2 separate regions of the Homo sapiens genome follow, and region 1 is linked to region 2. A link is a contact called in ENCODE Hi-C data. All regions are on one chromosome and are shown on one strand. Each heading gives the region's core, a stretch centred on a gene start or an enhancer-like site at or near the end of the contact. The rest is flanking DNA. Distances are from core to core; before and after follow the strand shown.

What was found. A loop is a pair of places that touch in the nucleus more often than their neighbours do.
Region 1: a loop to region 2 is called in a map of Right ventricle myocardium inferior, with 1.9 times the contacts of the local background. The contact joins the promoter of MAB21L1 here to the enhancer-like site in region 2. A Hi-C loop is called at or near these places in 1 of 168 maps with a recorded cell type or tissue (Right ventricle myocardium inferior).

What each region holds. Positions count from the first base shown.
Region 1 is chr13:35,472,073-35,478,789 of GRCh38, reverse strand. MAB21L1 (mab-21 like 1) reads left to right here and starts at 2,101. Exons shown (of 1, transcript NM_005584.5): 1 at 2,101-5,001. The coding sequence starts at 2,652. The coding sequence ends at 3,731. It overlaps NBEA (neurobeachin), which reads right to left. Exons shown (of 59, transcript NM_001385012.1): 41 at 6,254-6,390. RefSeq lists enhancers at 1-15, 2,529-3,525.
Region 2 is chr13:35,345,037-35,351,685 of GRCh38, reverse strand. NBEA (neurobeachin) reads right to left here. Exons shown (of 59, transcript NM_001385012.1): 37 at 2,470-2,578. Among named protein-coding and RNA genes, the nearest start is that of MAB21L1, 130 kb to the left of the region's middle. RefSeq lists an enhancer at 1,720-2,014. Within about 2 kb of position 1,910, at least 3 of the 41 ENCODE cell types and tissues checked have a DNase peak (open chromatin) inside an H3K27ac peak, as active enhancers do.

The DNA.
Region 1 (6,717 bases), core at 852-3,351, 130 kb before region 2:
GGGCAAGCATCTCTGGCCTGAACCCAAGGGAGAGAGCGCAGGGCGCAGGGGCCCGCGGCTGGGGCTTGGCTGCGACCACACCTGGGCCGGACGTGGGCGGTGCAGGCTGAGGGGTGCGTGGGCAGACCGTGGTCTGGAGCAGACGTGGAGAGTAAGCCGGGACACCAAGTAAGGTTTTCAAATAAGCTCACGCAGAAATAAAGCGTAGCGATCTTGAGCCCAGAGAGGAAAGTAAGAGGGCACGGGAATGCGGAGCAGCGAGAGAGAGGCGGCGAGCGGACGGCACAGGGCCACACGCGCCGGGTGAGGGCAGAAGGCGGCGTTTCCCCAGAGACCACTGCACATCCTCGCCGTCGTGGCTGCAGGTTCTCCGGCTCTGATGGGTCTCCCCTCCAACTGCCAAAAGGTAGTGGTGCATTCACCCGCGATGACGGCAAAGTGGGGAGGGGTTTTTTGGGTGTTCCCAGACCCTGCTCTTAAGGGGATGGAAGGTTCTTGGGAAATAGAGTAGCTGGGTGCCACGCACCCCAATGTATACTATTTTCAGCTAAATTGGAATCTATCACTGTTGGATAAGGAGAAATTAAATAATAGGTGGTTTTGTGATGCTGTGCCTGTGCAAAACAAAACACACAAACAAAAATCAAAAGCTTAAGTAGCAAGTGGGAGCCCTGAAGAATATCTTGTTAAAAGTGACTCTGAAAGTGTCTACAAACATGTTACCGGGAGTTATAGGATTTGACGGGAAATATTCTTAATTGGAAAGACGTGGCATCTAAATTAAAGGTAGACAATTAAAAAAATCCACCTAGTTTTAAAAACCACAACGTAACCACTAAGTAGTATTTCTTTAGTTTCCTGTACTTTGAGGACACAACTGGACCACCAACTAGAAAAAAAAATTCCTCCTCCTGTTTCCAGGTTCCAAAATTCAGAAATGAAATGATTTATTTCATTTTTGTTTTCAAAATGATGTTTAAATCCAAAAAACCCCCCAGATAACTGCAAGTTAATTTTCTTTGCAAATGTTAACCATTTTCCCTTAATTAAATCACACGAAATAGTATAAAATTAGAAGTCTACTGCCAGGTCACCACTTAAGGACACTTAAGACAGGAGATATATCCTTAATTATACATCTGTAAACAAGCCAGATACCCCAAACCTTCAATTTTTCGGGATAGTTATCTGTGAGGAAGCTTGATCTCTATGATCTCACCTGAATTTTATGTACTAAAATACAGGTCACTATGAAATAACGCTAAAGTACTCTGTCCATCCCACAGACAATTTATTTTTCAAATGTTTCTATAAGTGCATATATAGCGTTGTGTCCTGCTTGTAATGCTGGGCAAGTCCACCAAAGTGCAAAGACTGCATCTGCTGGGGCAGAGGGATGTACGAAATATTTTTTAAATATCCTAACTTAAACAGGGGTAGAACATCTCACACACTCAGCAATAATTTTCAGATTCAACAAATGGAGAAAAGAAAAAAACATAAGTAAAAAAAGAGCATACTACCTCCATAACGTTTCAAAAAATCATTTTAACATATAGGAACATCCAGAATGAGAAAATTACACAGGTACTCCTCCATCTAAAGCCAACTTCCATATGCCAGTAGTCTGCATGAAAGAACAAACTTTCAACCTGCATTTAAGAAGACCCCAAGGATTAACAGACGTTAATTATCTTACTCTAAATGCAAGTTAGTGATTTTGTTTTAGAAAACCCCGTCAAGATCACTAATTGATGGATGCCCATTAATACACCTGTATTTGCATTTCAGCGGTAAAAGACAAGCAGGTTTTCGGCACAGAAGAGAGCCGCTTTGCCAAGTCTTTTCAAAACGTCAATATGCTTCAAGTAATACCAAAGCTGAGAGATTCCTCTTGATTTCCAAACTGTCTAGGTGGCCTGAGTGGTTTTCCGCCGGCAGCAGCCTCCTACCTTTAGTTTGTGTGCCTATATCCATGAGTGGGGATTAATTAGCCGGGTTGGAGCTGAAGGAGGCTGTCGTGACGAGCCCAGTGGCGATTGGCCGCCCGCCTGCCTGGCCCTGCCTTTATAATTTCCACACGAGTGCATCTGGGCTCTTAGACAAACCAACAGCAGCTTCTTCTGACATATACACACGCACACTCACCCCGGACACACACTCAGCACACTTTTCCTCCATTTGATTAACAGTGCTGCACACACAATGATTACGGGAAAGCGCAAATAAATACGGAAAGGGGTGCTTATTTTGACTACTGGAAGAGCTTTGCTGGGTCTCAGCGCAACTTTTGTTTTTTATTCCTGAGAAGGTGATCTCTCCATGCGGTTCTCTCACACAAGGATTCTTTAAAAGAGGAAGAGAGACAAGCAGAGGGGGGAGGACAGTCTTTCACTTTAAGAACGGCTGGGCTCAAAGATAAAAGGAAGGGAAAAGCAGCAGCAGCAGCAGCAGCAGCAGCAGCAGCAGCAGCAGCAGCAGCAGCAGCAGCAGGGAAACCAACGCTGCAGCACTTCCGAAAGGCATTTTTGATCCATTTCTGAGTGTTGCGGCCCGTTTCTCCACCGAAGTTGGCTCCAGCTCTAGCAGCCGCATTGGATCCCACAGCTTACTGCGAGACTCCGGTGTACAATCCGGATCTCTGCCCCAACATGATTGCGGCCCAGGCCAAGCTGGTCTACCATCTGAATAAATACTACAACGAAAAATGCCAAGCCAGGAAAGCTGCCATTGCCAAAACTATCCGGGAAGTCTGCAAAGTAGTTTCCGACGTACTGAAGGAAGTGGAAGTGCAGGAGCCGCGGTTCATCAGCTCTCTCAACGAGATGGACAATCGCTACGAGGGCCTCGAGGTCATCTCCCCCACCGAATTTGAAGTGGTGCTTTATCTCAACCAAATGGGGGTGTTCAACTTCGTGGACGATGGCTCACTGCCCGGCTGCGCGGTGCTGAAGTTGAGCGACGGGCGCAAGAGGAGCATGTCCCTCTGGGTGGAATTCATTACCGCCTCCGGCTACCTCTCGGCGCGCAAAATCCGGTCCAGGTTTCAGACGCTGGTGGCTCAAGCGGTAGACAAATGTAGCTACCGGGATGTGGTAAAGATGGTGGCAGACACCAGCGAAGTGAAACTGAGAATCCGAGATAGGTACGTGGTGCAGATCACGCCGGCCTTTAAATGCACCGGGATCTGGCCGAGGAGTGCTGCCCACTGGCCACTTCCCCACATCCCCTGGCCGGGACCCAACCGGGTGGCGGAGGTCAAGGCGGAAGGTTTCAATCTCTTGTCCAAGGAGTGCCACTCCTTGGCCGGCAAGCAGAGCTCGGCGGAGAGCGACGCCTGGGTGCTGCAGTTCGCGGAGGCAGAGAACAGACTGCAGATGGGGGGCTGCAGAAAGAAGTGCCTCTCCATCCTCAAAACCTTAAGGGATCGTCACCTTGAACTGCCGGGCCAGCCCTTGAACAATTACCATATGAAGACTCTGGTTTCCTACGAGTGTGAAAAGCATCCCCGAGAGTCGGACTGGGACGAGTCTTGCCTGGGTGATCGGCTGAACGGGATTTTGCTGCAACTTATCTCCTGCCTGCAGTGCCGGCGGTGTCCCCACTACTTTCTACCGAACTTAGATCTGTTTCAAGGCAAACCTCACTCAGCTCTGGAAAACGCTGCCAAACAAACGTGGCGACTGGCAAGAGAGATCCTGACCAACCCGAAAAGTTTGGAAAAACTTTAGAGGATGATTTAATCAAGAGCCGAAATTATTACCCTTCTCAAAGTCCTTATTAAGTGTAAACTTCTGTTCAATTCCTAATATTCCACTCCGCAGTGCAAACAATCTCTTCCTTTAAAAAGGAATAATAATACAATATTTAAACATCATCTCACCCACCCCCACAAGGGGAGAAAAAGTAGGGGAAGCGGATGGAGAAAAACCCAAAGCCACTAGTATTAGAAGACTTCTTTCCACACGATTTCCTATCTCCCTTGAAAAGTACACCGTAACACTCCGTAAACAGCCCAGCTGTAACGCCAGACCGAGACGAACACTCTGCCTAACTATCAAAGGATTATAGCAATCCTGGTGATTTAGGTGCATCTGTCTGTGAGTAAACACGATTTGGATATGCCATCTGAAAGAAACTGTAATGTATATTTTGATTTGTAACAAATATTGTGATCTCACATTGTCTTTGAAAGTGTGGATGTTGGTGTTTTGTGATTTGGTGAACAGAACTTAAATTGCCATTCTGGATACTTCCAGACATTTTCCACTAACAAAGATATCATTTAAAGGTAGATTTCTTCCTGGTACTTTTATCTGTCTTTGAAAGTGTCTGAACTTTAAAAAGTTTACATTTTGTTTCAAATATTGCTTGTTCTATTTCTAACATTCCATAAATATACTTGAAATGTTATTTAAATATATTCAAAGAAATTTGAATTCAGCTTATATAATAACGCTTGAATATCTGAATTATATATTTGAAAAATGCACTTGAAATACACTGGATAATTACTTTTGTGATTTAGATTTTAATTTGTTGCTGGTTTTTATTTAATTAGATGGTAATAAATGAAGTAAAATAAAAGTTGTTGTGTCTCACTTTAAATTGTTTCCTATCACAAGATGTAATGATGCATTTTGAAAATCAAACCCACTTGAATATCTTAAATATTTTGAGAAATATGCTAATGAAATCCTTAAAAATAAAACATTGGAGAAAAGCTCTTTCTGTATAGGTCCATAAGATAACAATCTACTCTCAGTCTCTAACTTACTTGTAAGACAATTCCTTTCTACAACAGAAACAATTTAAATCTACCTTTGAAAGCTTGCTCTTCTTGTAGCATTTTTGATAATATAAGAAAAAAAGTCTATCATGACAGTAGAGATGACTGAGTTAAAAATCTGACTAATTCAGAGGAAATGAACTTAACAAAGTCATAATGAAACTTCGAAAATTATGTATGAAAACTAATAAAACGATCCTTTCTGACCAATATATTTTATGTCAAACCTTATTTTATGTAATAAGGGTTCCATTAGCAGAATAAATTCATTAGAAATTCAACATTTCTTTTTGACTTCATAGGGCAAGCTAATAAAAGGATGAACACAAAATTTAAGTTATTTTAAAATAAAATACAGTGCATTCAAGCTCATTTTAAAAACTACATTTGCAGCTAGAAGTAAAAGAAGTCCCATGGCTCTCCTTTGGAAGAGTTTAGTAGTCAACAAGTGCTGAAAAGGCTGATCACCTATGGGCCTTAAGTTAGTTAATTCAGGTGATGGTAAATTTTTGGATTTCAGCTCTAGTCTACAAATACTATTTTATAACATTTTATTTCAATATCTAAATTAAAAACAATAAAGTTCTGGATCTGTGGGAGCATTTGTCTTTGACTATTTTAGAATAACTGCCTCTGAAAATAAAGGAAGATCTTTGCAAAATGATGCTAGAATTTCTAGCATGACACTTCATGCTGTTGAATTCTTAACCCCAGAATAGAAGTTTGCAAATTGCACAGTAACATGAAAGTTAAAACATTAGAACAGATCTCAGAAAATGCTGAGAAAGAGCTACTCTAATACTCTGGTGTTTAAAATCTACACAATAACATTTAATAAATATGCATTTAAATGGTCCAAATTTGTATTTTCTGGCATTATATCCAAAGAATACAATATTTAAACATCTGAGTGCTAGCATATATATTTAAAATCAAAGCTCAGAGAATCAGTTGCTTTTCTCTTAAATCCACATATAAAACCCATTCTTATTTCAGGAGATGGACAAAATGGGTGTACTAATGGAGATTAATTTATATCTAAATGCTCTCCCCCCAGTTTCCTTATAACTTTTCAATAATCACATTACAATATAAAGTTTTGAAAATTAAAAGTGATCTTAATAAGAAATTTCTCAAGACCTTTCAAAGTCAGCCTCAGAGCCTGAGATTCTGGGCCCCAGGGACTTGGAAGCAATTGGCTTAACTACCAAATCTGCCCAAATGCAAACAAAGGCACTCATAGAAAGACTGTTAAAATGTGCATGCTCTGGTAATACAGGATTTAAATTCATTAATATATTCTTCAATTCCATAAAGAGAACATGCTATTTCATTCATTTTATTTTCTATGAGAAAGAGGAGAATGTGCTCCCCTCCTCCACTGTCAGGTAAAACCAAACAAAATTGAAAACCACTTCCTGCCACAAAGCCACCAATACTGTACATGGAATCGCTTTAACTCACTTTCGTGTCGATCTTCTTGAAGGCAGAATCATCCTCATCTACCTCGAAGTAGATTTCTGTCGTGGTGATGGAGAGAGTCCCCTTGGCCACCACCACGGGAGCGATGAGCTGGGCAGGGGTGCTGAGAACCACTGGGCCTGCAAGGCAAGGACAAGGGGAGTCAGGCTGAGCCCCTGTGGCCCTTCCTGCTCCCTCCCAGAAAGGTACCAGAGGTTTTTATTGGTAAGGATGCACTAGAAAAAATGGTGCCTGTATTATGCGGCAAACTCTTTTTTCACGTAAGATAAGGACTACTTAGCTTTTATACATTACCTTATAACGAGACTAGAGAGAAAAAATGGTATGAAAACCCAGGAGGTCAGGATACCGAATAACGCTCAATTTCCACCTAGAAATCCTACATGGTTGGTAAGGGGCTGCCATTAACTTACTTAAAAGTGCAGAACGGACAAATGCCCCAATTC
Region 2 (6,649 bases), core at 661-3,160:
AGATTTTAATTCACAAAATATGCAAACTCCATATATTTTAATGTACTCAGTTTCATATTTGTAAATGAGGAGCTGAGACAAGATTTTTTTCTATGATCCCTCCATATTCTTAAAATGTAATGTGTTCAAAGGGTTTCATGAGAACTACTACCTTATTCTTACCTTCCTTTTCCCATAATTATCAGTTGTCATGTCAGCTATCTGACATGTATTCATTCTTACATTTGTTAGCAACACTGCTATCAATGGATCATTTTTTGTATTAAAAATATTTAATGTAAACATAAAGAGAAATATTTCTTTAATTATAAATTTGATTCTTGTTATTGTAGTTTTTATACAGAAAACTACAATAAATATACAGAGTGGTGTGACTATAACTTTTAACATTAATAAATGTGTAATACAAGTAATATAACTAGGAAGAAAAAAGTCTCATACATCTGATAAAATAAATAGAAGTAGTTCACATTCATCATTACTATGCAAAAATCTATTTCATGGAAGGTACTTGAACATATTCCTCTCATTTATCTATTGATATACACTACTACCACAAGTAATCTCTTCTGGAGAAATAACCCTACAGTAATCTAAGAAGGATTAATTCATTTTCCAATTTATCTTTTTGTACAGGGAATCACCAATTAGTACAACGATCTGCCTCAGTAATGAGGTTAATATTTCATTAGCTCATTGGAGAGTAAAATTAAATTTTCATTTTTCTTCCTTAACAACTACAGTAGTTAACTAAAAAAACTTAACTGTGAAGTACCCATCTAAAATCAAATATACTTTTCTTCCTAATTATAGGCTGATATGGGGGATAGAAAAATTCCTCAAAAAGTTCTAGCAAAATGTCATGACTTGTAAAATCTTTTACAATTTAAAAGGGATATCTTTGTGTAAACTACACACACACACACACACACACACACACACACACACACACACACATCAATAGCTCTAACCCAAAAAGGAGAGATATAAACATTTCAGGTTAAAAAAATAAGGTACAATCATCAAATAACACTGGCAATATAATCAAAATTACATTTACATTAATATTATATTTTATGTTTATAAAATCTAAAAAACACTAAGTCTTCATGTTTCCTTGGAAACCTCTTATCACCTTGGGAAGATGACCCACAACGAGAGTAATCTCATTCCTAAGAGTGAAAAATTGGTGTGTGTCGGGTGGGGGATAAAAATATTGTTATTTCAGTACATAAAACACAAATGTATGTAAGTACAAAAACAGATACACAGCCTATGGGTGGTATTATAAAATTTCTTTGGGATGAGAGGCCAATTAGGCAAAATGTCTAAAAGGACTCCTTAGGGAATCAATAACAACAATAAAAAAGGTTGAGAAACACTGCCCTTGGCTTAATGTCACCTTGGTTAAACATGTTAAAGCTCATAACTAATATCTAGCCACTTGAAAATCTATTTTAAATGTTTTCACATGACAAATATTGATCTGCTTATATCCTCACAAATTATCTTGATTTTCTTAGTGGAAATACAAGAGACTCAAAACTGATCCTGCAGGGAATTCAGTTGAGATTCCAAATCTTTACTAATACGAAACTTCACTTTGATAAACACTTAAAGATCACTATACTTTTATCGAAGTTTAAAATATCTGGTATCTTTCTCAGAATACGGTTGTTGCAATTTCACAAGACAAGTGGCTGCTTGTCTTGTGCCTCTTCTGACCAAATGAAGCAAAGGTCATGTGTTTGAAAGCGATAGTGGCTATTTTCCTGTCTCATGCTTTTCAGCCAGCTAGGTCAGAGATCACTAGACCTAGTCTATCAACTTGTATGACTCACAGAGCTGCTTTACTGAGATAAAAACCTCATCAAAACTAGAATTGTGGGCTCTGATTTCTAGCTACACCATACTTGTTAGCCTGTTGTATCAGGAGAATAAATTGGTGAGTCATTTATTACTTTCAAGTCCAACTAAGCCAAACAGCAGGGCACATAAATATTTCTCGGACCTATTTTGTCTTGTAAATGGAATAAACTGAAATAATAAATAACTGTTATGTATAAAACAGAAATTGAAAGATTTTTTTGAATCTTATATGAGTTTATTCATATAACTGTATCATATACTCATATCTACCTATTGGTGTGTAAATCTCTGCTAGCTTAAAATAACTAAAATTGTTGCATTATAAATTATTTTTTGCATTTACTCTTGAGTAGGTTAGAATAACTTCAGTCTACCAAATGGTTAGGCATATATAGGGCAGAAGGAATGTTTTCATGCTGTAAATGGGGTGAAAATATATTAGTACTCTGTTTGACATTTACTAAAGCTTTTAAAAAACAGGAACAGAAATGCCTTCAGTGAAATTTTCCTTTTAAAAAAACCTTCTTATGTAAGGTCACAGATAGGTGATTTTTGGCTTATAATAGAAAGGCAGAATTTAGTCTACTCCCAAAACCTTACCTCAAACTCTGCATGTTTATGTACATCCTCGGCTCTTTGTCTGTTCAAAATAAACTCAGCTTCATTTGCAACACGGACTATATGGTCCTTCATAGCATGGCACAGTAATCTAAAAAGAAAAATACCTTTAGAAATATTATTCTTAATAGCTTTGGTCAGTCCAATTTTTTTCAATAATCAGATTTCAGTACTTCAAATATACATAAGTTTTAGATAAAGCTAGATATAAAATTAATATATTTTAAATTATGATTCAGTAAAATGTGAAATATAGAAAGATGTCATAAAACTGTTGCACCAATTCCTCTGTTAAATAGTGTGTCTTGTTAATCAGCAATTCAGTTAATTCAATTAAGATAGGTTCCTCAAAAATAAAAAATTTTGGTTGGAGTGTTTTCAAATGGTTATGCAACAGAAGTCACTATCTTAGAGGTAATTTTTCACAGATAAGTTCAATGACCACACTTTAGGAAATCAACAGACTAGATTCTTACTTTATTTTTATTTTTTTATATTGTACCTCAATAAAATTTTTAAAAATATAGGATGCCCAGTTAAATTTGAATTTCAGATAAACCATGTAGATTCTTACTTTAAATAATGCAGATGATAGGACTAAATGACATCTAAAATTCTTTTAAATGCTGAGATTCCAAATTCTAATATGGAACTACAGTTAAAGTTCAACCATATAGCTGACTTTTTTAACTACAGAAGTTACTTATTTAGGAGATTCGAATTATTTTTAAAATGTGTAGTAACATTTTACAGTGAAAAGCCTCTCACTATGTCCCCTAGTCACCAAATTTTCAACCTCAACAGGTACCCACTGTTATGCCTGGGTGTGTTTCAGAGACTTCTAAAATATATAAATAAAAATACAAATATATTCTTTTCCCACACTTCCTAACACTGATAATTATTAGTACATTATACAGTCTGTTCTTTACCCAGCTTTTCTCACATAGAAATGTATCTTGGACATCTTTTCACATGTACACACAGTGAGCTTCTTCTAACTTCTTTAATAACATGTGGCAGAGATTACTTCCAAAGATGGCTGCAACAACATTTCCCATCCCACATGCTCTTTTGCAGTGTGACTTTGTCATCAAAAAATGGAGACTTTTTCTACTCCTTGTGGATCTGGACTTGCCCTGTGACTTCCTGTGAGCCACAGAATACAGCAGAAGTGATGCTATGTGACTCCTGAGGCTAGGACATAAGATGCCAGGCAGCTTTTGATTTTTTTTGAACTCTCTCTTCTGGAGTCTGTTGCTCCCCTGAGAGAAGCCCACATCACATGGAGCACATTGAAGAGCACAGAATTGCTCGGGCTCTCAGGCCTAAATGAGGTCTCAGCCCAAAGTAAGTCACATTCAGGACACTGCAGACCCAGGCAACTCCACATGGAGCCAGAGAGAACTGCTTAGCTGAGCCCAGGCAATGAGAATCATAAGAAAGAAAAAAACTGATTACTGGTTTAAGCCACATGATGATGATGATCATGGAGGAGATGGAGGAGGAAGAGGAGGAGGAGGAAGAGGAGGGGAAGATAATATTGATTATAATAACTAATATCATTTTGTTTTTCACTGTGTCAATTAAAAACAATGATTTGGCCTTTTTGTGTCTTCTTCAATTTTTTTTGCATTAAGTAATTACTGCATATTAAAAAAAATAATATTTAAAAAGCTACCTTCAAGTCATTCTGGGTTTTCCTTAAAGGGCAAGCTTAAGAAGTGGTTTCAGTTCCTTTGTCTATGTCCTTTTTAAATTTCATTCTAATCCTCATATTCCTTCATTGTCCAGTTTTTCTTTCCGGGGATTTTAAACAGGAGTACTACTTCAATAACAGCATTACTTTTTTTCACTGCTCATTAATGAAATATATCAACTTTTTTTTGCTCAAGTTTTCATAAATATAAATCAGATGGAAATAGGTTTAACTTTGTTTTAATTTCTGTACTTACTAAATACTAAGTCCTAGTAATTCCTCCTATATTCTTCACTATATCATGTCTACCTGTGGCAAACTTTCTTCTTTACTGATACATAAATATAAGCAGAAGAAACAAAATATCATTATGTATTCTGATATTTCTAATTTATTGTTTAAATATAATTTTAAAAGCCTACATATGTCTTTGAGGTGAGTGTGACTATACTGGATTTATTTGTTCTTTCTAATATCAAGGTTGAATTACAAAACATGAAGTTTTAATATCTTCCCACCAAATTACTTGCAATATCTTTGTGGCATCTTCCATAAAAACCGACAGGTGAATGGTTCCTTTATTTTAGGGTGGTAATGTAAATACTGAGCAACACTGAACTCAAGATAGTTCTCAGTAGAAATCCGTCTAAAATCCATGTCTGCTCAGATATAGATTTAATCACTCCTTGATAAGATTTAGGTTAAATAACTACTCTGTCACTCTAGGACCAGTGGGAACGGTTCTGACAATATGACAGCGGCACCAGTAAAATCTTGCATAGCAGCAGGATAGCTGCAGATATTTCCTAGAAGCATGGAGCAGCTATCTCTCCAATCTGTTGAGGGGGACATAGACACATTCTAATGGGAAAGTTGTCCAGTTTTCAGTCTAAAAGTTAACCACAACACAAATTATTAAAAGAATACAAAGGTTATGGAAATCTGTTAGATGTGACAATACTTAGGAAAAAAGATAAAAACTCCTCTGTAAATGACGTTGGAGGGCAAACAAACATACAGTCTTAATCACTGAGGGAAATGGAAAATTAAAAGAAGCTAAAAAAGAACATCACGTAAACTCTGATTATTAACTTTTGATCATATTATCAGCCTACATTTTGTAGAGAGGCTTCAAAAGAGAGAAGAGATGTGATATTAGAATATTTCGTTCAATGGCTTTGTCTAGTGCATGCTGAAGGCTGAAGAAAGCCAGGAAGAAATCTAATATGTGCAAATTAGTGCAAATTACAAAACTTAAATAGATTAACAGGAGACAGCAGGAAGGGAAGGGTACATGGTCTGGCTGGCTAATACATATCATTCCCAGGAGCAAAGCAGTGGATTAGAAAAGCAAAGCAGCATGGCTGTGGGGGTGGAGGCTTTGTAACAAAAGACTCCTGTCCTCAGACACACCAAAGAAATTGTATCAGTTTTTTAGTCTGTTCCCCTATCTTGGGCACTTATGAGTTCTGCCAACTGATCTATGATGTTTTATTTACACGAAGAGAAGGTATCTTTCCATGACTCTTGACACCACTCTGAATGACACCATTATCCACATGGAAAACATTGATCACAGCAGCTCACAATTCTTTGACTGATTAACTCAAAAGATCTTCAAGTCTCCCTTACTTCAGCAAATAAATCCAATGGCCATAAGTAGCTTCATTTCACAAGTCTTTATGCTTTAAGTCTACTCTCAGATCATGATCTCCTATCCTTGCTGCTCTCTTTCCTCTTCTGCTTAATAATTCACTTCCTTTTGCATCCATCTGGGATCCCACAATTCCATGTTTTAACCACTCTCTTGCCAACACCTTCACTTAATTCCTGATCTACCTGCTGCACTGGAGTCAAAGATGTGTGACCCTGGGTTAACACACTGGTCTCCTTTCTCAGTCTTACATCTAGACTGCTAAGGAAAGTAACAAAATGAATTTTCACTGAGGATAAAATCTATATTTCTTTTTCACAGTCAAGTTGTTTTTAACTCAGGTTTTGAGAGGCGACACGAATGTCTTTACTATCCTAAGCTCACTCACTTAAAAATAATAGTATATGTAAATATATAAATAAATAAATAAACCACTCTGCTGCACTTGGTATTTATCAGTCTCTTGCTTCCTTAACAAACCATTTTATCTCACATATGTATATATGCCAAAGCAATATGTTGTTCAGATTGCTTGTGAGTTTTATAAATAAAGCTGCAGGTTTTCTGTAGATATTGTTTTTTAAATTAAAATAGTTCAAAATTCTCTTCTATTCTTAATTTGCTAAGAGTATTCTTTCTAATCATGAACGTTACTGACCTTTACTAGATGTCTGCACCTACTAAGATGATCATAAAAGTTTTCACTTTTAATGTGATAAATGAATGACATTTTTAGAAATTTTTAAAATGATGAACAACTCCTGCATTCATGGGATAAATTTCCCTCATCACCGTCTTCCAGTTTGCCC